2 separate regions of the Homo sapiens genome follow, and region 2 is linked to region 1. Evidence: chromatin contacts called from ENCODE Hi-C or POLR2A ChIA-PET data. All regions are on one chromosome and are shown on one strand. The core of a region is the stretch at or near the end of the contact, and the rest is flanking DNA. Distances in the headings are between cores, read along the strand shown.

Region 1 (4,315 bases), core at 1,009-3,508:
TGCTCATCTTGCTCCAGCCATACAAACTGGCTCACATTTCTTTTCCTCTCCACTGGCCTTTGCTATAGCCTGAAAGCCTCCGCCCCTCTCTACCCATAACTTCACCTGGCTGACTCATTCTCGTCCTCAAGTGCCTCTTCCCCTGTCAGCCCTTCCTGGCCATCTACTCTGGCCTAGCTTCTCCCTTAGTGCCACCATGGGACATGGTGCACAAGACCGGCACCATCTCATCATCTAGGTTTTAGTTTAAATGTCATCTCCTCAGGGAAGCATTCTCTGAAGTGGCAATCATTATTTACCTACCCCAGTCCACACTGCCTTCTTCCTTGCCCAAAACTCAGATTGGATGACCCATGATTATTTTGAATGAATTGTGGTAATATAGATCTTCTTCGCTGGTCACTAAACTACATGTAGGCAGGCCACCATTTCTGTTCGATGAATTTTAGGGGGAAGTCTGCTAGGGGGTGTGAAAGCTTCTAGAAAGAACCTTTCCCTGATAATTAAAACAGCTACACTAGGAAGAAAAAATGTTATCTTGTCCCCATTCTCCCACCCCTTTTTCTCTTCTGGCTTTGGAAATTGAGAGGGTGTAGTATCTGCAGCTATGGCAGTCATTCTGCAGCCATGAGGAAAACATCAATGTGTTGCAAATGGGGGAACAGAGACATGGAAAAACTCTTGATCTTTGATGACATGACTGAATTACTAAATCCACACTGGGATCAATAATCTCTGCGCTCTTAAAATATATAATTAATAGCTCGAGGGCTTAAGCCACTGTTAGGCTTTCTGTTACTGTGGCCAAAATAGCTTAATTTGGCCAGGCTCAGTGGCACACGCCTGTAATCACAGCACTTTGGGAGGCTGAGGCATGTGGATCACCTGATGTCATCAGATCTGACATGGCAAAACCCCATCTCTACAAAAAATACAAAAATTAGCTGGTCTTGGTGGTGCACTCCTGTAATCCCAGCTGCTCAGGAGGCCGAGGCATGAGAATCACTTGAGATTGTGCCACTACACTCCAGCCTGGGCAACAAGAGCGAAACTCCGTGCCAAAGAAAAAAATATATAGCTTAATTTATACTCTTAACATTCAATCTAAGGTAACACCCGTCATTCTCTATAACATTTCACTGTTTTCCTCAATCTATCACTAGTCAAAAGTATCATGTTTAGTGGTGTGCTATTGGTCAATTGATGTATCTCACTAGAAGGTAAGGACCACGGAGGTAGGGACTTTGTAATTTTGTCACTGCTGTATTTCTGTCACCTAGAACAATGCCTGGCACTCAGTAGGAGTCCAATAAATATATGTTACATAAGCGATTGGATGAAAGAATACTTCTGTTGTCAATTCTTTGTTTTTTAAATCAGACTGTGGGCTCTTCAAAGTCAAAGAATTCATATTGTATTTTTATTTCCTCAAAACCCAATAGACTGCTTGGCATATAGCTGGTAATTATTAAATGTTCTATGAATGAATACACATGTTCCCTATCTTTTCTTCAATAGTCACCCAGCATATGACTCGTGGTCATTCAGTATTGGACATCTATTGGAAAAGGTGATTGATAAAGGAATTCTGAACTGTTGTTTCATGAGTATTTAGCTTACAAGAGAAATTTATGATATGATCTTAACCTGGCAAAACATCTTAGAATAGCCATGTGGACCAAAATTGCAGATTAAACTCTTCCAGTAATGAATAGCTGATCTCCACAGGAGGCAATTTTTCTAGTCACATTGCAATTGTATTTTTCCCTAAGTAGGCCAAAATATGCCTGTTTGTTATTGACAGCTACTGTCAACTTTACAGTCCTCTCTCAAGTTTATTCATCTTTAAAACCCAAACCTGAAACAAATGCCCTCTCCATGTCCGTACACAAGCAGTTGAATTTGGCAGGTATAAAATTACAGAACAAAGCCATCTACCATGCCTCATTCACCGTAAGGTGCCATTGATTATGATATTCCCATTGTTTTATGAACCATAAAGAAAACAACGGTGGCAATTAAACTATGAAACAATGCGAGGAAACCAACAATACTAGGAAACTATGGAACAGTGCTAGAATGCATCCCAAATTCTGAGGTTGAAACATGTGCATCTTAGAATTGATAAAATATAACATGGTAGTTTCACTTTAAAATAATAAATACAAAATTCCACACAGCTGGTCAACCCTGATATGATTCACTGGCCGGCTCGTTTTTCCATGATCCTGGATGACTAATTACATTCATTGGCTCTCCTCAAACGGTTGATGCAACTCTTCCCCAGCCTCACCTAATATTTTACAGAGAAAATCAAAGCCACCAGATGAGGATTTTATCTTCTTCTCGCCCCTAAACCCACGTTCCATCTGCATGTGCTCCAGCCTTCTCCTCCTTCTTTCCTGTCATGTGAGAGGGAGTCTCTGTCGTCCTGTCAAAATTAGTCCCTTCAGAGGAGCTCTGTCCCTATCTCCTCAGACATTCTTAAGGGCTGCATTTCTTTAGATTTTCTTCCTGTTTCCTGCACCATCAATCTCTCCCTCTACTATGGATAATGCTATTGATGTTTAAATATGCTCAAGTATCTTCCTTCCTCAGACAAAACAAAGCAAAACAAAAGTCTCCTTCGTTTTTTTGTCCTCTCACTGAGTCTGCCTCAAGTCTCTCTTCCTGGCTAAACCTTCTGAAAACTGTCCGCACAAGCTGTCTCCACTTCTATCCTTGCTGTTCTCATGCTCTTCATGCCATTGAAACCAATTGTATAAAGGTCACCAATGTTCTCCATCTTAACAGTTCTATAATTAACTCTGCCCTCATTTTGCTTGACATCTCGGCAGCACTCAATTCAGTTAACCATTTCTCTCTTTTTTGAAATATTTCCTTCTTTAATTTTTATTTTTTAAATTGTGGTTTAAAAATAATGCAAAATTTACCCTGTTAATTAAGTGTACAGTTCAGTAGCATTAAGTATATTCATATTGTTTTGTAACAGGTCTCTAGAACTTTTTCAGGCAATACTGAACAACTCCCCACTTCCTCCTCCTCCCAACCTCTGGCAACCACCTTTCTACTTTCTGTTTCTGTGAATTTGACTACTTTAAATAACTCATATTTGTGGAATCATACAGTAGTTATCCTTTTGTGACTGGCTCATTTCACTTAGCATAATGTCCTCAATACTAATTCATATTGTGACATATGACAGGGTTCCCTTCTTTTTATGGCTGAATAACATTCCATTTATATATCTGTCACCCTTTCCTTATCTACTTATCTGTCAACAGACATTTGGGTTGAGGAAACACCACTCTTCTTAAATTTGTATGTACCTCATTTTACTATTTCCTGTATGATCTCTTCTCTACCAGAATTCTAAGTGTTGGAGCTTCTTAGACCTTCTCCTCATCCCTCCTCCCCTCCATACCCCATTCCTCCCTTCTCTCCTCTCTCCCTTTCCCTGGAGGAGCTCACCCACTTCCACAGCTTGGATGTCCAGGCCACACTTCTCTTCTAAACTCCACATTCACACGTCAGCAAGTCCTGTGGTTTCTACCTCAAAATATATCTCACATCTGTCCATTTCTTTATACAGTCATGAGCCACAAAACGATGTTTCAGTCAATAGACTACATATATACTGGTGGTCCCATAAGATTATAACACCTTATTTTTACTGTACGTTTTCTATGTTTGGATTTGTTTAGATATACAAATGGTTATCATTGTGTTACAGTTGCCTACAGTATTCAGTACAGTAACATGTCGTACAGGTTTGTAGCCTAGGAGCATAGGCTATATCATACAACCTGAGTGTGTAGTAGGCTATACCATCCAGGTTTGTGTAAGTGTACTCTGTGATGTTTGCATGATGACAAAATCTCCAATGACACATTTCTCAGAAAGTATCCTCATTGTTAAGTGACACATAACTACATCTCCATCCAGTCCCAACCATCTTCCTCTCTGGCCTGTACTAACACAAACACTTTCTAATTGTTCTCTCTGCTTTCACCCTTACCCCCTTTCAATCTGTTTTTCAGAAATCTTGTAAATATATATTCAGTCACATGGCGTCACAGATTAAAAACTATTCTCATTACACTTAGGATAAGATCTGTGTGCCTCATGTGGCCTGCAAGGCCCGCCTGACGCAAGACCTGCCTGCCTCTTCACCCTCCTCCTGGGCCTTTTCTACCTCTGTCCATGCTCAACCAAGTATAAGGGCTTCCAATCAGCTCCTGAAACTTACCAAATGCCTTTCTACCTCAGGGCCCGTGTATAGCCTGTTTATTCTGCCTGGGATCACTGTGCATAT
Region 2 (4,315 bases), core at 1,075-3,574, 240 kb after region 1:
TTGAGAGTAATTAGTTTATTTGGTATTGAAATAGGTTTTGCAAAGATTACGACAGTGAGAGAAATCTAACATGGCTGACTCCATCTTGCTTTTGGCTTCACAGGCTGGCTGTCTTTGATCATTCTGGGCATAGGACAAGCTAACTATGGGAGGAATTTAGTCTATAGTTTAACTTGAAAGCAAGGATGATAGTAGCCCTTCCCTGGAACTAACCACTCCTTGCTCAAGGGTGGAAAACTAACAAAAGGCCATGAGGCTAAGATTATAGAAGGCCCTGAAGTCTGCTAATATGTAGGCGTAGTTTCCATAATCATTTACTGCTCAGGAGTCATGTAGCCAGAGGTCACAAAATTTGTGACTTTCCCAATTGCTCCCAAAGATAACATGACTATTGTAAAACCTAAGAGTGGTCTTTTGAGATATTTTTCAGGTTTTTGCACTGCAGCAACTGACTGACCCTACCAGACCTGTGACTCATGACTTAACTGGTCCTGTGACCCCCACCTCTCAGAGGCTGACTTAAGGCTTGAGCACCATCTCCCACACCCCAATAATTTCACTTCCAACCAATCAGCTGTATCAATTCCCTAGCCCCCTGCCCACCAAATTATCCATAAAAACCATAGGGTCTGAGTTCTAAGGGAGACTGATTTGAGTGATAGCTCCACTTCTTCTGCCTGGCCAGCTTTTTGTTAATTAAACTCTTTCTTTACTGCAATACCATGGTCCCAGTGAATTGGTTTTGTCTGTGCCGCTGGCAGGAAGAACCTGTTGGGTGATTACAGTATCTCAAGAAATACTGTTAGTGAGTGGGCAAGAGAGGCAAGGAATTGAAGACTAATAAATGGTCTGTGTTATCAAGCCAGTTACTGTAATGGACAATTGGAACTTAATCCAGCTGGCAACTCTGGAGATCCAGAATAACACAAACCTCAGAGCTATTTCCTCAGTGGGGTGAATGAGCTGAAGTCTTGCCTCACCAGTTCCCATCAGTCATTTTTTAAGGAATACTTCCCAGATATCTGTTCATTTCCCTAAGCCTGGTGCAGCAAAGTGCACTCCAGTGGTCAGAGAAAATCTTTGGGCAAAGGGACCCTGATGCTGGCAGGTGGACATCATAAAGGCTGAGACATTGGCAGCATCTACCTTTATTTATTTATTTATTTATTTTTTACAGACAGGATCTTTCTCTGTCACCTCTGCTGGTGTGCAGTGACATGATCACAACTTACTGCAGCCTTGACTTCCTGGATTCAAGCAATCCTCCTGCCTCAGCCTTCCTAGTAGCTGGGACAACAGGCATGTGCCACCATGCCTGGCTAATTTTTTTATTTCATTTTATTTCTTTATTTTTTGTAGAGATGAGATCTTGTTGGGTTGCCCAGGCTTTGATAATATATTTAATTTAGACTTTTTTCTCTCTACTAATTCAAACCAGACCAGCATTAATTAATTTAAATTGGAAAATATTTCTTGATTATGCAGATCTTGAATAGCATACTATAGAACATATGGAATGTGCAGTATATATTAGACATCATGCCATACCCTTCCTGTGACTGCCCGTGTCTCTAGCCTGTAGCATGGTCAGCTTTGGACCAAGTCTTCACTTTGCAATGGACTCTTCATCCCCCACTCTAGTAAGAAAGAGCACACAATGGCCTTTCTTTTTGAGGAAGAAAAACTTGGGTGGAAAATCTGGGTTTTCTTCCAAATGTCATTAAATATCATTTAATTCATTTTGTATCCTCAAACATTCCACATATATCAACAGCTTTTCCTGTAAATATTAAATAAAAGGAGGTAAGAAAAAACAGGAGGCAATGGCAGTGGAGAAATCTCTTGGAGGAAAGCTGAGAGCACAGTCCCCGTGACTGAGAGTTTCAGAGGGTTGGCAGAGCCATGAAGAACAAAGTGAAACTGTGGCTGTCGAGCAGTGAGAATGATCAAGGCTTTTATTTACATTCCAGTGAAATCTAGGGACAACTCTCATTGTGCGACTATTTATGGTGGAATTGTTTGAAACTTTGCAACTTTCTCTTTGGTGTTTTTACCCACTTCCTGTTTCTTGTTGTGATTAACAGTAAAACGAAACCTAATCACACAAAAAGCTTTTAGGAAACCATAAACCGGTAATATGGTTTCAAGGTGATCTTGGGGTCACATAAATTCTTCTGATGCCTCGGGCGCTGGAGAAGATGAAAATCTTTATGGAAACACCACTGAAAATGGAAGCCGATGGTCCCACCTCAATAACAAGGGAATAAGGAGCTTACCACACCTTTTATCCTTGACACCCATTGGGCTACAAGTTTCCAGTCTGGCTTACAGCTGAAGAAATTTCCACCACGTAGACAATGGGAAGACAAGAAAATGGTCTGTTGGCATGCTAAGTTGAAATCAAAACCTTCTCCATGGAAACGTTTTGAAACGTTATGTTTAGATTCTAAGGTGCTGACAGTAAAGTTGCAGTTTAAAGAGGTTTTATGGTCTGAAGACGGTAAATAGTAAATGCCTTACCATTTCTCGCTTTTGAGACCTAATCCATTTTTATGTCAAGAAATTCCGTATATGTAAGATTTAGTGAGTGCAAAGAATGTCAGCAACCATTGTGGAGATTTTGCATTCTGTCTGCCTGCCTGGCTTGTATTCTTAGATGCACGTATACATTTAAACATGTATAAACTTATACATGCCCTTCCTGAGGTAAGAATACTTGACTGAAAACTGTGGTATATAGGAATAAGTTATTCAAACTAATTGTGTACTTAATCCTATACAACCCTTTTCTCTCATCTCAGAAGAGGACTGTCTTGGGTTGGTGTTGCCATCTAGTGGCCAATATGGGAAACTGGCAAATGCATGACTTCTTCCTTTTCCTTCTTTCTTCCTCTCTCATTAGCGTGAAGAACTTGGTATACACCCGACCTTCTTTCAGATACTCATCATGAACAGCTTAGCAAAAGCCTCTAAAGATAATGTCTTTCTTACACAGATGGATAGACACAACACACACACAGACAACACACACACACAGACAACACACACACACAAACTCTCTCTCTCTCTTTCAAGCCCCTTTCACTTACAACCTTCCCTCCCAACTGTTGCTAATTGTATCTGTCTGGGTCTCCCACAAGGCAATTTTGTCATCTGCATTCTCTCTCCTTCTTGTTGTTGTTAATTTGTGAACCCCTTCACTCAAATTAATAAAAGCCGTATTTTTTTTATTTTTTATTTTTTGTGAGGCAGAGTCTCTCTTTGTCACCCAGGCTGGAGTGCAGTGGCACAATCTCAGCTCACAGCAACCTCCACCTCCTGGGTTCAAGTGATTCTCCTGCCTCAGCCTCCTGAGTAGCTGAGATTAGAGGCATGCACCACCATGCCCAGCTAATTTTTGTGTTTTTAGTAGAGACACGGTTTCACCATGTTGGCCAGGCTGGTCTTGAACTCCCGACCTCAGGTGATCTGCCCGCCTTGGCCTCCCAAAGTGCTGGGATTACAGGCATGAGCTACCACATCTGGCCAAAAGCCATATGTTTTCCGAAGTAATTGGACACGCTGAAACTAATGTTGTAAACTTTAAAACTTTTGTGGAGCCCCAGAAGTGTCCTTTTAGAATCTCTAAAAGGTTTACAGGGAGTTCCTTCTTACCTCTCAATTAGATAGAGCTGCTTTTGTCAATTGCCAGTATTTAAGGCAAAATTTTAAAATCACTTAATGTATTTGTACTTGCTTACATTTGCCAAAGTAAAACTGGTAGGGCAAGCCAAAAACTAATAAAAATGATTTTCTGTGGGGATGGGAGAGAACGGGGTCTAGGACAGGAATAGAAGAGAGACTTCTCTGTTTATAGTTTGTTTTTAAAGATAGCTTTTTTGGTGAATAAAATTCACTCGTTTAAAGCTTACAACTCAGTGATTTTTATTTTTATTTATTTATTTTTTAGAGACAGCGTCCCCTCTGTTGCCCAGTGGAGTACAGTGAAGTGATCATAGCTCACTGAAGCCTCAAACTTCTGGGATCAAGTGATCCTCCTGCCACAGCCTCCAGAGTAGCTGGAACTACAGGCATGCACCACCACACCAGGCTAATTTTTATTTTTATTTTTGTAGAGATGAGGGCTCACTATGTTGCCCAGGCTGGTCTTGAATTCCTAGCCTTAAGCCATCCTCTTGCCTTGGCTTCTCAAAGCATTGGGATTACAGGTGTGAGCTACCATGTGTGGCCAATTCAGTGACTTTTTAGCAGACTTATAAAGTTATATGACCATCACTACAATCTAATTTTAGAACATTTTCTTCAGCCCAAAAAG

What was found. Hi-C counts contacts between places; a loop is a spot of excess contacts on that map. ChIA-PET counts read pairs that join two places held with the same protein, here RNA polymerase II (POLR2A). Pooled maps may share reads with other maps.
Region 2: a pooled map shows a loop between it and region 1 (4-fold over the local background). The contact joins two enhancer-like sites. A Hi-C loop is called at or near these places in 9 of 50 pooled maps. POLR2A ChIA-PET finds 5 or more read pairs at or near these places in 3 of 52 experiments (CD4-positive, alpha-beta T cell, GM12878 and activated CD4-positive, alpha-beta T cell).

What each region holds. Positions count from the first base shown.
Region 1 is chr6:47,649,679-47,653,993 of GRCh38, reverse strand. No RefSeq gene overlaps it. Among named protein-coding and RNA genes, the nearest start is that of ADGRF4, 47 kb to the left of the region's middle. Within about 2 kb of position 2,258, at least 4 of the 41 ENCODE cell types and tissues checked have a DNase peak (open chromatin) inside an H3K27ac peak, as active enhancers do.
Region 2 is chr6:47,412,685-47,416,999 of GRCh38, reverse strand. No RefSeq gene overlaps it. Among named protein-coding and RNA genes, the nearest start is that of CD2AP, 63 kb to the left of the region's middle. RefSeq lists enhancers at 2,299-2,348, 2,851-2,910, 2,921-2,970. Within about 2 kb of position 2,324, at least 12 of the 41 ENCODE cell types and tissues checked have a DNase peak (open chromatin) inside an H3K27ac peak, as active enhancers do.